2 separate regions of the Homo sapiens genome follow, and region 2 is linked to region 1. Evidence: read pairs that join two places in POLR2A ChIA-PET (ENCODE). Cell type or tissue: Caco-2. All regions are shown on one strand. Links, peaks and the distances in the headings refer to the core of each region. The heading gives the core; the rest is flanking DNA.

Region 1 (7,838 bases), core at 2,191-6,190:
GCTCTCTTGGGACCAAGGACTGCCAGGGGCCATAGGAGGCAGGCCAGGAGACCAGGGACTTTTCCCTGGTGTGAAGCTAACTGTCCCTCAGCCAGCACAGTGGGGAGTCACTGTGATTCCTACTGTGGAGAGCCAGCCAGACTGGATTCATGGCTCAGAGGTACCCACAGCACTCCCTTTTTAGGTGGAGACACCCTCCCTCAGAGTTCAGTAGAGGAGTTCAATGAAAAAACTGGATTTTGTAAGGGTGGGCAGCTTTGCAAAATATTGAGAAGCACACATTTCTCAGTTATACAAGGCTCATTTCCCACATGGGTGACCTGAAGGAGCAGGTGATGCATCCCCGCTGCACCACAGCCTGAGGCAGCCACATGGGTGGGGGTGTGTGTGTGCACGCGTGGGTGTGTGTTTGTACCAGGAAACTGAAAGTGAAACAGGCCAGTGACATTTCCAGGGCTCACATGGAACAATATGCAGGAGGGGGGCAAGATTGGCCCAGGGCCTGCAAGCAGTGATGGACAGGACTGAAATGAAATGGGGCCTCACGCTGGCCACACCCTCCCCACCAGCTTTGCCCAGAGTCCACACTGCAGGCTTTGCCCACAGAGTCCATACTGTAGGCTCTGAACCTCCACTGTGGAACCACATGGGGAGCCACAGGGACCAGTCCCACGGAAAAGCCAGGACATGCTCCAAAAGATGGCCCAAGGAGGTAAGGACAGAGATGGTGGGTTGAGTCACTGGAAGGGAGAGAAGGCAGGAAGATACAGACACATGTAGGAGACCTACAGTTCAGTGGATCCGCATCCACGTCCACTCTGCCAGTATTCCAGAATGAAGGAGAGCAAGCACAGCAAGCACAGACCAGGCCAAGCGTTGGTAGACTTGGAAAAAGCTGGAGTTTACAATGTGGTATGCACGTTTTACTGGGAGAAAATGTGTCAGGGATGAGAAAACTGAGCTTTGAAGACAGTTCAGTATGGATGAATTCTCTTCAATCTGATGACTTGCTCTTCCCCACTATCATCACTATAATCCAGTTTTCCACCACCTCTGATCTCTGAACTTGTCTTCTCACTTCCACTCTTCCTCACCCTCTCCCCACCTAATTCGTGCCCCATGCCTCAGCTAATGATATTTCTAGAGTAAAAACTAGAACTTGAAATCCTCATCTTAAAACCTTCCAGTGGATTCCCATTGCTCTTTGGAACTATACCAAAGTCCTCATGTTCTCCGGAGCTCTGCATGATTGGTTTGCCTCCTCTTTTCCTTTCCTCCTGTCTCTCTCCGGCGTGGGTGGCTTTCTCTGGTTCCTTGAATGCAGGATCCCTCCTGCCACAAGGCTTTAGCACACGAATGCACTCACCCATCACTCAGTTCAGTGCATGATTATGTGTGAATGTGTGATTGCTAGATTGGTGGTTGTTTAATTGGGTGGACTGATGGTTACACCAGCCTTTTCCTTATTGGAGAGTAAGCTTTTTGAGGACAGCAACCACAAGTTTTGTTCCCATTATAGTCCCAGTACTGGAAAGGTGCCTAGTGCACAGCAGATGACCAGTAAATATTTGCTGAATAAGTGAGGGAATTCTTCACTTCATACATTCTTCACTGCTAGAAAGCATTCAGGCCAGATGAGGAGCATGAGGCTTGGAAGGACAGTGACTTGCTAGAGGGGCAAGAGGGAATGGGAGGGAATACCTAGGACCCGTAGGGGTGAAGGCAGGCTAGCTTCTGAATCACAGCTGAGGGGATGATACCTAGAAAAGTTTCTTGCCATGCGTAAAGCTTCCCTGCCTTAGCATCTTCCTTTAGAGATAACTATGACTGGCACCCAGATCACATTGGTAATTCAAAGAAACAGCAGTATAAATTTTATTTATTTATTTATTTATTTTTTTAGAGGGAGTTTTGCTCTTGTTGCCCAGGCTGGAGTGCAGTGGCATGATCTCGGCTCACCACAGCCTCTGCCTCCCAGGTTCAAGTGATTCTCCTGCCTCAACCTCCCGAGTAGCTGGGATTACAGGAATGCGCCACCATGCCTGGTAATTTTGTATTTTTAGTAGAGACGGTGTTTCTTCATGTTGGTCAGGCTGGTCTCAAACTCCCGACCTCAGGTGATCCGCCCGCCTCGGCCTCCCAAAGTGCTGGGATTACAAGCCTAAGCCACTGTGCCCCACCTAACAGCAGTATACATTTTAAAAGAAATTTATTTTTTTGACCAAGTTTTGGGATGCATTTTTTAGTCCAATAAAAAATACAGGCAGCTGGGCATGGTGGCTCACACCTGTAATCCCAGCACTGTGGGAGGCTGAGGCGGGAGGATCACTTGAGCCCAGGAGTTCGAGATCAGCCTGGGCAATATGGCGAAACCTTGTGTCTAGAAAAAAATACAAAAATTAGCCAGGTGTGGTGGGGTGCACCTGTAGTCCCAGCTACTCGGGAGGCTGAGGTGGGAGGATCACTTGAGTCCAGGGAGCTCAAGGCTGCAGTGAGCCATGATTGTGACCACCACTCCAGCCTGGGCATGGGCAACAGTGAGACCCTGTCTCAAAAAAAAAAAAAAAAAAAAGGATGTGTGCGTATATACATATATTCACACACATATGGTAGGTATACATCTATATATACATGTATCTGGTAGGCTAAGCCTACCACATATCAGAACAGACACCAAAATAAACAAAATATCAGAAAAGATGACCAAAATTCTTAACTAAATGGACAGTTTGGATACTGCTCCATGGTAGAAAAGGCTGTACTGTGTAGCTAGTGTTCTGTAGATTCTGGAAAGGAAATCTCTTGTTTACGATTGTGCTGCTTAGCTTATAATAGATACACCATAAATATTTGTTGAATGAATAAAGGAATAGAACTTTCATTGGTATGGAAAGAGTCCTGAAGGGCAGGGGCAAAACCACAGCATCTAAAGTGCTAAAGCCATCTGTTCTAGCAATTTATTTGCTATTTCTTGGAAGGCCTATTATTTTATAATCCAATTTCCTGACAGAAGTAGAAGCCCATAGGTTCTAACACCTTTGGCTATTTGAACCTAGGTAAGTTATCTAACCTGTCTCAACTTCCACCACCTTATCTGTTAAATGGGTATGATAATTCTTTACTTACCTGGGGATAATTTAACTGTTCTGATGGGGTACAAAATAGAAGTGGCCTCTGTCCTTTCTAGTGGAAGAGATAGTAAGCAAATAAAATTAGAAAATTACAGCTTTTAACATAGGCATGATGGAAAACCGCAGGGTGTCACGTGGGAGTAGCAGTGGGACCTCATTCAGATTGGGGCACAGGGAAGGCTTCACTAGTAAAATGCCATTTATGCGGAGACCTGAAGGATGAGTTAGGAATTGGCCAAGAGATAGTGAAGGAAACAGCACGCGCAAAGGCCTGAGGCAGGAAAAAGCTGGGGGAGAGGGGCAGTAATTTCAAGCAGCCCAGAAAGACCACTGGGATAAAGCTGGATGGAGAGGGACAGAGATGCTCAGAGGTACTAAGGTGGGGGAATGACATGATGCCATTTACATGTTGAGAAAAGCACTTGGGCCGCTGCGTGGAAAATCGTTTGGGGCTGAAGTATAAGAACTGGATCTCGGTTCTTACAAGAACCTGAATCTTAGCGCCAAGGACTCTAATGATCCTGCTCAAACCTCTCATTTGAAACACGAGAAAAAAACCCCAAAACACCAGAACTACAATTGTGAGAAGCCTTGGCCAGGATCGCACGTTAATCTGGTTGTAATGTAGCTGTGAACTAGGGTCTCTGACTGCTCTTCCGCGATTTATGAGCCCGTGCCCCCCTCCCCCCGCTGCCTTCTGCAATGGTGGAGTGGCCAGGAGATGACTGCCGGGCGTCGGAGTTTTGAGGCAGGCGAGGGTGGCTCGCAGGCCAGGCTCCTGCGGTCCGGGGAAGATGCGCAGCAATGCGCCTCCAAGCCGGGCCCAGGCCGAGCGCCTCTCGCCGCCGCGCACATTCCGGAGGGGGACCGCGGGGCTCAAAGGGCCTGCGGCGTAGGTGGCTCAGCCCTTTCCTTGGCTTTCCCTCCAGGGCCATACTTGCCGAAACCCACTGCCTGAGCCTCCCGCCCGCCCGCCGCGCCCCCGCCCGGGGCCGGGAAACGAGCAGGGACAACTCCCCGCCCGCGCCTCCCCGCGCCCGGCGGCCCGGCTAGCAACCCAGAGGCGCGGCGCTGCGATTGGCTGCGCGGGGGAGAAGGGGCGCTGCGCTGCTCCAATCGCCGGCCGCGCCCGGAGGCCGCGCCGCCAGGAGGCCGCGGACGCGTGCTCGCATGCCTGTGGTATTTGCTCAGAGGGGCATGACCACTTCGGGCAAGCCTTTAAATGTGAGTCAGCTTTCGGCCGATCCCTGGGAAAAATTCCTTCGGTGTTGTCAGGCAGGGTTCGCTAGCTGCAGCTTTTTTTTTTTTTTTTTAAACAATTCAAAAGGGATAATCCCGCTGAATGGGGAAAGGCATTCGGACCCCGTCTCCCCGGAGGAGAGGCCGTGGGCAGTGCCGGGGGCCAGGCCTCCCCGACTCTGGGCGGCCCCGAGGGGCTGGTTTTCTGGAGGGTCAGGGCACCTGCCCTTTCTTCCCTGCGCCCTCTCCCCAACTTCAGCAGGGCACAAAGGGCCGGGGGGCACGTAGACCGCGGGGCGAGCAGTGCCCCCTGGAGTTGTGCCCGGTCCCGGCCTCCCTTTCTCCCCTCTCTCCGCGCTTCTGCTCCTGGACCCGGCCTGGGGAAGCCGAGCGGTTCTAGGTCATCTCTCCACCTCCCTAAGCTTCAGTTTCCTCATGGGCGAAGGGGAAGGCGGACAGTAGAGGAAGTGAGCTGGCCTGGGAGTGTGGAAACTTGGCGTGTTCTCCCAGCTTAGTCTTACTAACGTGCTTGGGCAAGCCCCTTCTGCACTCCCGGCCTCAGTTTCCCCATCTGTAAGATGAGAGAGCCGGTCTGGAAGAGTCCATGAGTGTAGTGACATCAGGCGATCGCGGTACCCCTTCCTGGGGCCTGTGGGCGCGGGGTGGATAAAGCCCTGTGACTTGCCCGCCTGCTCCTGCACAACTCCATAGCTGCTCCCCCAGGCCACCCAGCTTCCCCTCCCAACGTCATCTTAGAGACGCCCAGTAGGCAGGATTGGGAGCACCAAGGGGAAAGAAGACCAAAAAAGGCCGAGGGCTGAGGGAAGTGAGTTGGGACTGGAGGGGTTTATGTGCAATTTGATTTTAAACGAACATCTTGTGCAGAAGAAGAGGCAATTTGGCACCTGTTACTGGTGGGTTAATAGCTTAGGCACTCTTGGTAATGGGGATACAATACTGTGAAGACCAGATTAGCCGACTGTGGCAGCAAATTATGAGTTGACCGGAGGCTGGGTGCGGTGACTCGTTCCTGTAATCCCAGCACTTTGGGAGGCCGAGGTGGGTGGATCACCTGAGGTCAGGAGTTCGAGACCAGCTTGGCCAACATGGTGAAACCCCGTCTCTATTAAAAATACAAAACATTAGCCGGGCGTGGTGGCAACTGCCTGTAATCCCAGCTACTCGGAAGGCTGAGGCAGGAGAATCGTTTGAACCTGGGAGGCGGAGGTTGCAGTGAGCCGAGGTTGCACCATTGCACTCCAACATGGGCAACAAGAGTGAGACTCCGTCTAAAAAAAAAAAAAAAAAAAAAAAAAAGAGTTGACCAGAGAGATGCCATAGAATCTCTGCGCTTGGGAATCTTTGAAAGATAAGGCAGGCACCACCCTCCCTCCTTTGAAGGGCTTTGAAATCCAGGCAGAGTGAAACTCTTAGAGCGCTCTGAATCAAGAGACCATTGGAGCACTGGCTACTTCTGTGTGTGAGAAGTGTGGTTTGGTAAAAAAGAGCATTGCACTGTGCTGCTAACACAGGGGTGTGACCTTGGGCAAGTCACTTGCCTATTCTCAGTCTCCTTTTCATCTGCAGCAGGATGAGGGATTAAGCTAATTGACCTCTTAAAGTCCCTTACAACTCTGACACTCCACGATGAAATGGAATAATGTGTGAGTAATTGCTTTGAAAACTGCATAGCACTAGGGGTCTTTTTGTTGTTATTTTTATATAGATAAAGGTGACCTGAGAGTTCATTAAACTCTGAAACTGGTTGTAAATCAGGCCATCCACAGCCTACCAGCTGAGATTGCAACAGGGCATTTTTTGGCGACAGGTTTCTCTGGCCTGTGAATCAGTATTATTTATTCTGTTTGTACTGTCAGTTCCTGCCCTGGTTTTGTAGCCTGAGGCAGCCACTCTTCGCACTCTGCCTTGGTTTCTCCACCTCACTTGCCTTCTCCAACTTCTTGTGATTCAGATGAATCATGCTATGCCTTTGCCAAGCTTGGATCTCCTGGAAACAGGACTGCAAATTTGGAGGAAGAAAAACGAGAACCAGATTGGTTTGCCACAACTAACTTTGACCATTCTCCTTTTTCCTTCTCTGTGATCTTCCAGTTGTATGGGGGGCTCTGGGATGTATGCAGATGGGGAGGGGGAATAGGCTGAAGATTGAGAAAGAAAAAGGCAGGTGCCAATCATAAAGGAAAGGATTTAAAAATGTATTCCTACCAATTCAGAAATAGGGAAAGACATCTAAACCATCAGGAGGGTCAGATGATCATTATGCACTATACAAAAAAGAGTTCCTAGACTGGAAACCTGGTGCAGAGTTTAGTTCTGCTTGGGCAGGTCAGGGTAGTCTTCAGAAGGGGGTGATACCTGGGATATTTCTAAGGAGAAAGAGCAGTTTTTCTTGTAGTGAGAAGTGCATCTAGCCTGTGGGTAGGGCCTGAGCAAGGCAGAAAGTGAGACTGTGTAGTGGGGCTTGCGTCTCCTAGGAAAGGCCAGTCGCCAGGTGTGTTGTGAGCTCAGGTGAAGATGGCAGAACTGGAGCTGGAAGGCAGAGTTATAAATGGTTTTATCTGTCCTCTTAAGAAATTTGGACTTTATTTTGTAGGAAATGGAGAATAGCTACAGTCTTTTGAATAGGTGGGAGAGATCAGTGGTAGGAACATTGTTTTTCAAACTTCAGGTTATACAGGGAAATTCAGGTCATGACTGACATTTGAAAAATAGAATGGATGAGAATAGAATGGAATAGAAAAATATGAAAATCTGTGTGTGCTGTAAGTATTGGTTCATGAAATGTGTTTGTGTGTGTGTGATTGTGTATGTTCTGAATCATGGTATGAAATATACTTATTATTGTGGGTCCTGGTAACAAAAAAGTCTGAATCCACTGGAATTCAGACCCTTCATGCTGAATCGAGGGGTATGGATTGGAGGGGGAGGGACAAGAAGTTCTTGCAGGCAGGACAGGTGACTTGCATTCTGTCCCACTTCAAGCTCTCAAGAAGGAAATTGCTTAACTTTTGAAAAGAGTTAACCGATCTCTTCCAAGTCCTCCTCCGCAGAGGAAAGATGATTATATTTGCCCTGCAGAGTAATGGAGGAGACTACTAAAGTATTTGGTACCCTGCTTCATTGGTAGGGCGTGTTGCCTAACAGTGCAGATGCTGTGGATCAATAGTTGGGACTCGGTTCCTTCCCGTCTCTACCACGCATCCACATGGCTGTGGTACAAATCATGATCCTGTGAACTAAAAATGATGCTAGTTTTCCATTTTTCCAGTGAAACATTTGCAATTCCTATAGCCAGCATTTTGGGATATCATAGCCCATGACTGGTATTCAGGCATCAGTTTAGTGAAGATGGGAGACATCATCCCCAAAACATGAATAATAGCCTTATATTTAAAGCACTTAAGAAGGCTACTTCATAACCTCCCTCAGTCAGTAATATCAGTGGTC
Region 2 (7,838 bases), core at 1,290-5,289, 200 kb after region 1:
TTGAGCTTCATTTCTTTCTTTAGCTTGTTTGTGTTCCTGAAAAAAAAAAAAAAAAGAAATCACTTTACTGTTCTTGACCTCAGCTTCCTCATCTGAAAAATGGGGAACTGCATTAGTTAAGATAACACTAGCTAATAATATAGCAGTGAAAGTCCCAAATCTCAGTGCCTTAAGACAAAGCAAATTTCGTATTCACTTAAAGTCCACCTGGTACCAAAGATGGGGAGCCACTTCACAATATCATTCAGGAACCCAGGCTGGCACTGGCTCTGCCATCTTCAACCTGGCTTCCAGGGACACCTAGATGGTGACATCCAGCTGCCAGATAGGGTAGAGAAAGTGGAGTGAGGATTCTGTGAGAGGCGTCTATTCTAGGGACCAGGCCTGTAAACTGCATACATCATTTTTTGCTCATTCAATGGCAGCATTGCACTCCAAAGAAGACTGGGAAACATACCTGAGCCACGTACCTGGGGGGGAAAACGGGAACAGGTTTCATGAGTAGCAAGTCAGCCTCTGTCATAGGAGCCCAGCATCTGCTTTGTAGGGGTCATGGGATTGTTTTGACTTTTAATTAGATGGCAGGTATCAAAATGCTCTGAAATATCAACATTGCCACACAGTGTGTGGAAGTGATGATAATTATGATAATAATGATTCATCATTGGTCCAATAAATAATTGTATAGCACCTAACATATGCTCTGAGCACTGGAAATTGAGCATTTACAGACCTTGCACTTCTAAACCTTGCTGCTCTCAGTGTGGTTCGTGGACCAGCAGCATCATCATTTCCTGGGGAAGTATTAGAAAGGCAGAAGCTCAGACCCCACCCCAGATGCACTCGGTCAGAATCTGCATTTTAACGAGAGCCTCCAGCAGCCTGTATGCACGTTGCAGGTGTGAGAGGCATGTTCTAGTAAAGGAAAATGAGGACGTGGGTCCAGCAGCCCAGGTTACCCGCTGACAATGCGGAAGGACTGTGGAGTCCAATGATCCAGACGGAATCCTGGCTCTCCCACTCGTTGGCTGCATCATCTTGGGCAAGATACTCAACAAAGTCTCAGTTACCCAGCAGGAGTAATTAATCACCGTGTTTCCTTCTCAGGGTTGTCAAATGAGACAAATTACCAAATAAGGCCATCCACGTGACGTCCTGTTCACAGTGCCTGGTGTGCCGTTTGTGTTCAATACATGTTAACTAGCATTAATCATCTTATCTCTGTTAACGTTGCCACAAGTTGATCCCGTTACTTTCCATAAACCAACCCCAGCACAAGCACAGCAAATATATGGCATGTGTCTCACTACTTTAGTCTCCCATATCCACAATAGGTGTTGCTGATCAATCAAGACGTACTTGTCTTCTAGAGCCCAGACTTGCCTTAGAATCTGTCTCACACAAGTCTCCAGATAGTTATTATTAATTAATGGAAGCAGGTATGCAAGATAAAAGCTGTTGGCCATCCCTGGTTGACTTGGGCATTCCCAAAGACCAGATTTTCCCTTTACTGTCTGCAACTCTGATATTCTTGTTAGTGGCTGAAATGGAGACAAAGAAAGGCAGGAGGACAAAGACCTGCAGAAAGTTTCCCATCTGGGAGCCTATGAGAATGGTAGAGTCATCAACAACTCAGGGGACTCAAGAGAGAGAGAAAGCTGTCCTGAGGAATGTGCTCAGCCAGGAGTATGTTAAATGTGAGGCGTCTTTAAGACCTCCAAGCAGACATGTCCAGAAGGTAGTTGAAAATACAGGTCTGGATTTAGGAGAAACATCTGAGTTGGAGACAAAGACCTGGCCACCATATGTGGCAGAAACGGTTGATTATCAAACAACTCTCTCCCTTTTCTCAGCTAACTGTGTCCCACGTTTGTTCACATATCGAGCGGCCACGTTTTCAGAGGAGGCTGGATCCTAGTCCAGCGTTAGACCCTAGCAAAATCTTGATTAGCCCAATACAATCACAGAGAATTCCATTCCCTCGGCCAGTGTTTAAGATTGGAAACATAATACAGGTCTGGACAATGAAATGGTAGAGGAAGTGTGCAAGGAGGATTTGAGAAAAGTCATCTTTATTTTTAAAGAGATTAAAAAGAGACAAAAAGAGCATCTGCCCTGCAGTTACGGCTCTGTGAGGAGGCATTGCCAGAAGCTGCTGCAGCCATCCGGTGACCATGAGAGGATATGGCTGAGGCCAAAACCAACATGCTAAGGATGGCAGAGCAGAAGGATGCAAAGAAACTGGGTCTCTGATGATATCATCAGCCCACCAAGTTATCCAACCCTAGAAACAACCTCAGGACTCCTGTCCTTCTTGTTTAAGCCAGTTGAGCCAAGGTCTCCATTACGTGCTGCTAAAAGTATTCCAAGCAATCCACAATCTCTGCAGATAAATATCCACCTAACAGAGGTGCCTGCTAAAGCCATGGGTGTGTTTGTAAAACTCAGTGGAGTGTGCACAAGGAGGAAAAAGGCAGTCGGAAGGGCCCATAGAGGGAGAGAAGAAAAGGAAAGAGCACAGGAGACAGAGAAAGAGCACCACCAGGGCGGGAAGAGAATCAGAACACACTCCGCCACGCCAGCTCATGGAATGAAGATGTTCAAGAAAACATACATGATAAGCAGAATGAAATCGTGTATGGAACTAAAGCTGGACTAGTTCTGCAACAATAGAGTGGTGCAGATGCCAGTGGCAAAAGAGGGAGGGAAGAGTTATATGTTGGCTGACTGACACTACCTGTCTGATGAATTGCCTGTTTGACAGCTTTGGTCACCCTCACTGGCCACTTCATGGTGGTCACGATAACTCTGGTGTCTAGGACTTGGGAAACATTGACCTTTAGGGTGAGAAAGAAGCATCCCTCTGTGGACATGAAAATCATATGCCCAGGGTCTCCTGGGACCATGGAGTTTACAGAATGCTGCCCATTGTCAGAGCAACAGTCCTGACACCTGGTCCTGACCCTATCTTCTGCAGACAGAATATGAAACACAGAGCTGTGTTTATCAGCTGTGTGAGTTTTGTTTATCATTTGATGGAAGCCACTTTGTTGCATTCCTGTTACCAGTACAGGGAGCAGCCCCAGCTTCCCGGTCCTCTCCTCCCTCCCTCTTCCTTCCTCTTTGCTCCCTTGGTGTTGCTATACCCTGGGCTTCCTGGCCTTCGATCACAGGATTCCCACTGTTGTGAATGCCCTTCCTCCTCATCCCATCTCTACTTGGCAAAATCCCTTTCTTGTCCTTCAAGACTGATACCTCCTCCATGAAGCCCTCCCCAGTCTTCACAGGTGAACATCACCCCTAGCGTTCGGCACTCCTATTCCACTTGGGTGGAAACTCTGTTTCCCTAAACACCAGGGAGGAAGTGTTTGGGGCATGTGTCGTCTCCTGGGAGACAAGAACATAGACCAAGAAATAAACCCACCTATACAAATAAACACAAAGCCTGCGCAAAGTCTGTCCCATGTAAGTGCAGAGGGGGACACAGTGGGGAGAGAAAAGTGACCAGACCCTCTCCTCCCACCTACAAAACAGCCCTGCCCCTCTTCCCTTCTGAGATCATCTTTAGGGTAGAACAACCTTGGCAAAGTGGACTGCGTAGCCCCCCAGACATTGGCTACGAGCAGCCCTCCCAGGCCCCACTATGCACTGTCTGCCTTCCCCACCTTCTGAGAGCAAGTGACCTGACAGGCCTCCAGACAAATGCCCACTGCCTTTGGGCCAGCCGCGCTCTGAGCCTTCCCTCCTCTTGGCCTCTCTCCACCTCAGCAGCCCCTCTCCTGGGCTCCAGTCCCAATGTCTGACCACTCTCTCCTTATCCCTTTCTCATTCTTTATCTGTTACTGTTTCTTTCTCTGACTGCCCATCTCTCTCAGACGCTGTCCTTGTCCTTCCTCACCTCTCTTCCTCACTCCCTAGTCTCACTGACTGAAATGAAAATCTTCCAGAGAAAACAGATAGTTTTCCTTGCACACAAGAAGTGAGAGGTTGCTAACAGATCCTGGGAAACTAGGGAACAGACCCGAAGGAGACAAGATTTTAGGATATACTGAGCCTCACAGAAACTTACACACGTTCTAACTGTTCTAACTGCAGATCCAGTTAGAACTTGGGGTGAAAGCACCCATCATCAGGATCCGAGAATCCTGAGTCAGAAATACAAACTGTGCCCTGGCTGGTATCTGAAACTGGTGGCGTATATTATTGTTACTGTGCACCTCTATCAGTTAAAAAATGCACAGTCCTTTCAATATATGTATATCTACTTATTTACAAATCATAAAATAAATAAATAGAAATATCATCAACTATGGCAAAGAATGCTCGCTGTCTCTCAACATCCTGTTTACCTTCTTCTACAGTATTAAGCCCCCGACATGTCGGCTGGGCCTGTAGCTACTCAAAATTCAGACTCTGTTTTCCATGCCCTAGCAGCTGGGCAGAGCCGTTTGGGTCACGTTGTGGAGACTTCAGCGGAAGTGATATGTACATTTTTTTAACCTGCCCTGCTATAGTTTGGATGTTTGTTCCCACAAACCTCATGTTAAAATTGGATCCCCAATGTTAGAGGTGTTTGGGTCATAGAGGTGGATCCCTGAGAAATCGCTTGGTTCTGTTCTCGCGATACTGAGTGAGTTCTCACTCACTAGCTCCCGCCCGAGCTGGTTGTTTAAAACAGCCGGGCAATCCCCACCGCCCCTCACTCATTGTTGCCTCTCTCACCACGTGATGTCTGCACACGCCAACACCCCGTCCCCTTCCGCCATGAGTGGAAGCAGCCTGAAGCTCTCACCAGAAGCGGTGTTGGTGCCAAACTTCTTGCACGGCCTGCAGAACGGTGAGCCAAATAAATCCTTTTTTCTTTATAAATTATCCAGCCTCAGGTATTCCTTTCCTGCAACACAAATGGACGAAGACGATCCCCTATACTTCACTTTCTTCATGCCGCCCCCTGGAGCATGGACTGGGGAGCAAGCTCTCTCGGCCTCTATGGATAAGGACAAATCAAAAACTGTTGAAGCAACAGGAAAGGGAAGACACAAGTCTTTGGATAGTCTGATGGAGCAGAGACGTTTTAGCGGCCTGGGTCATCTGCCTGTGGACACTTCTACCTCATTTGGGTGCGGCTGTCGTGAAACAGAATCTATATTTTAACCATGTTGTGCTTTTAGAATAACATTGCGCATATCACGAAACACCTGTAAAATATAGACTCTGAAAATATTAGTATTTTTAAATCAGCTTTTAATTTTAGAATAAGTGTAGATTTAGAGAGAAGTTGTGGTTCTTATATACCCACACCCAGTTTCTCCTATTATTACTGTAATATCTTATATTACTATAGTACATTTGTCACGATTAATGAACCAATATCAATATTGTTAACACATTATTAATAATAATTATATTGATACATCGTTAACATTATGTTATCGTTAACATATTATTATTGGTACATTATTATTGAAGCCCCTGCTTTACAATGGTATTTTCTTTTTTTGAGACAGAGTCTCACTCTGTTGCCCAGGCTGGAGTGCAGTGGCACCATCAGGCTCACTGCAGCCTCAATCACCCAGGTGCAAGTAATCCTCCCGCCTCAGCCTCCCGAGTAGCTGAGGCCACAGGTGTATGCCACTTTGCCTAGTGAAATTAAAAAAAAATTTTTTTTAGAGAAGGGATCTCCCTATGTTGCCCAGGCTGGTCTTGAATGATGGTGTTTCTGAAATCAATAGAAGTTTACCGTGCTCTTTCTAACCCCATGCATCTCATGCAGTCCCCATGGTGTATATACACCCCATGGGAGACTATTGTGGGAAATAGAGGACCGGAGAGACCGACATGGGGAACAGTAGGATTGTTTATTTAAGTTGCTAACTGGCTCAGCTTTTTGGATATGAATCCACTGAGCTGGTGCGTACCTTAAATAAACAATCGTCCTGTTCCCCATATCGGTCTCTCTGGTCCTCTATTTCCCACAACAAGACCATTGCCTTTAATGCTTAAGCCCCTATATCAAGGGCTGTCAGTCTTCTTCCTCGTCACGCAGCATAGGAATGAGGCACTGAAAGGGAGCATCAGTGAAAGGAGGCCAAGCGTTCCATATTAGAGTCCAAAGAGTTTAAATACTGTGCAGGTACTAAGAAATAGAGTGGCTGGTGTCACTAGGGATGAGTTCAGAAAGCTTCTTGGAAGTGGTACCAGGGAAGCCAGGCATTGCTAGGAGACACAAGGACTGATGAAGAGAAGGGTGTGGCATTTCCAAGGTGGAGATTAGCCCATGTGCAGACCCCAGGAGTGGGAAGGAGCAAAGGTGAGGTGTGGGTGGCAATGAGGTGGAATCTGGGTTGCCTGAGGAACGTGGGCTGGGAAGCAGCACAAAGCAAGGCTAAAAGTCAGAGTGATGGGTGGGAGACTTCTGCCCCGAGTCTTGGGTACTTTCCTTGTTGCAGAGCCTGTCTGCATTGCTCGAAGCCCAAGGCACTGTCTGTTCTGCCAGGCTCTGTGTGTCCTGGCTCCTCATTAAAGCAGTGGGATTTTTCCTTGACCCTTGGGGGCCCATGTGTCTGGAGGGCAGCCATAATTTTGGAGAAAATTTATAGCAAGACTCCCTTTTCCTGGACAGGCCATGAGATAAGAGCTATCAGGAGAATTAAGGCTTTTCTTCTGAAATATAGACTGAATGTATCCAGAGCCTACATGACATGTCCCTTACTGACAGCTTCTGTTTAAATTCTGATTCCCAGAAAAGAGGAGGAAGAACAAGGTTTTATGTGGCTGTGCAGGCAAGGTGCCTGTGGATTGGAGGAGTTCGGGAAGCAGTGCCTCTGAGATCAGCTGCATTGTTTTCTCATTTGAGGACAAATTAACCCAGGGAGTTGTGCCTGATGGCCTGGCATCCTCACTATCACCTAGGTCTGGTCTGTAGAAACAGAGGCATAGAACAAGGAGGTCACAGATAGTCTTGAAGGAAGGAACATAAGGCCTCATAAATACCTGGGGTTTTGAAACCACCTGCTTATTTGTGTAGACTGTGAGCACCCCTGAGGATGGAGGCTGGGTCTTACTCATTTTGGATCTCCAGCCCGGTGCCTGGCATGTAATATGTGCTCAGTAAATGTGTTGAATGAATTGTCTTTCCAACCACCACTTACCTCACTCATGGCAGAATCAGTGGGAGCCCGGGTATCCTGAGCCTGGGGTCTCGGCATCCTGTTCACTACACCGAATTGCTTCTGGGACCTCAGTCTCACTTAGCAGAAGTTCCAGCTACTGTCTGGTTCTGCCAGCCATCTTGCTCCTCCTCCCCGAGAATATCCACATCAGCCTCCTCCTCTGGTGCCTCACCCGGGCTGTTCAAGGTATGTGCTAACCAAGGCAGTTGCGTCCGCAGGGTTGTTGCTCATCTGGGCTGGTTAGCATCTGTCAGGCTGGGCTCTGGCCCCAGGCAGTCCTCTTGTAAATGGGAAGGTACAAATGAGTACAGATGGCGTTGCTCAAATCCATAACTTTCCATGGATCCGTAGAGGGCAATGGTCTCCCCATGGGTACATATACCACAGGGGTGCACAAGACACAGGGGGTTAAGAAGAACAAGGTAAACGTCTACTGATTTTAAGAATACCACCATAAAGCAGGGGCTTAGTTAATAATAATGTATCAGTATTGGTTCATTAATTTTGACAAATGTACCACAGTAGTGTAAGATATTAATAGTAAGAGGCCGGGCATGGTGGCTCACGCCTGTAATCCCAGGACTTTGGGAGGCCGAGGCAGGCGGATCACGAGGTCAGGAGATCGAGACCATCCTGGCTAACACAGTGAAACCCCATCTCTACCAA

What was found. ChIA-PET counts read pairs that join two places held together with the same protein. Peaks named below come from ENCODE experiments on the same cell type or tissue, not always from the same donor. Only the 100,000 strongest peaks of a DNase experiment are listed, where the experiment ranks them.
Region 2: POLR2A ChIA-PET joins it to region 1 with 9 read pairs; 3 of 35 experiments call an interaction of 5 or more read pairs at or near these places.

Annotation. Positions count from the first base shown.
Region 1 is chr12:4,027,160-4,034,997 of GRCh38, forward strand. No RefSeq gene overlaps it. Among named protein-coding and RNA genes, the nearest start is that of LINC03141, 19 kb to the left of the region's middle. RefSeq lists enhancers at 1-429, 430-934 and a silencer at 4,003-4,242. In Caco-2, for the core only: no CTCF peak of the experiment used is centred there; DNase peaks (open chromatin) are centred at 4,332, 4,796, 5,077 and 5,754; H3K4me3 peaks cover 929 bases.
Region 2 is chr12:4,223,559-4,231,396 of GRCh38, forward strand. No RefSeq gene overlaps it. Among named protein-coding and RNA genes, the nearest start is that of CCND2, 46 kb to the right of the region's middle. In Caco-2, for the core only: no CTCF peak of the experiment used is centred there; no DNase peak of the experiment used is centred there.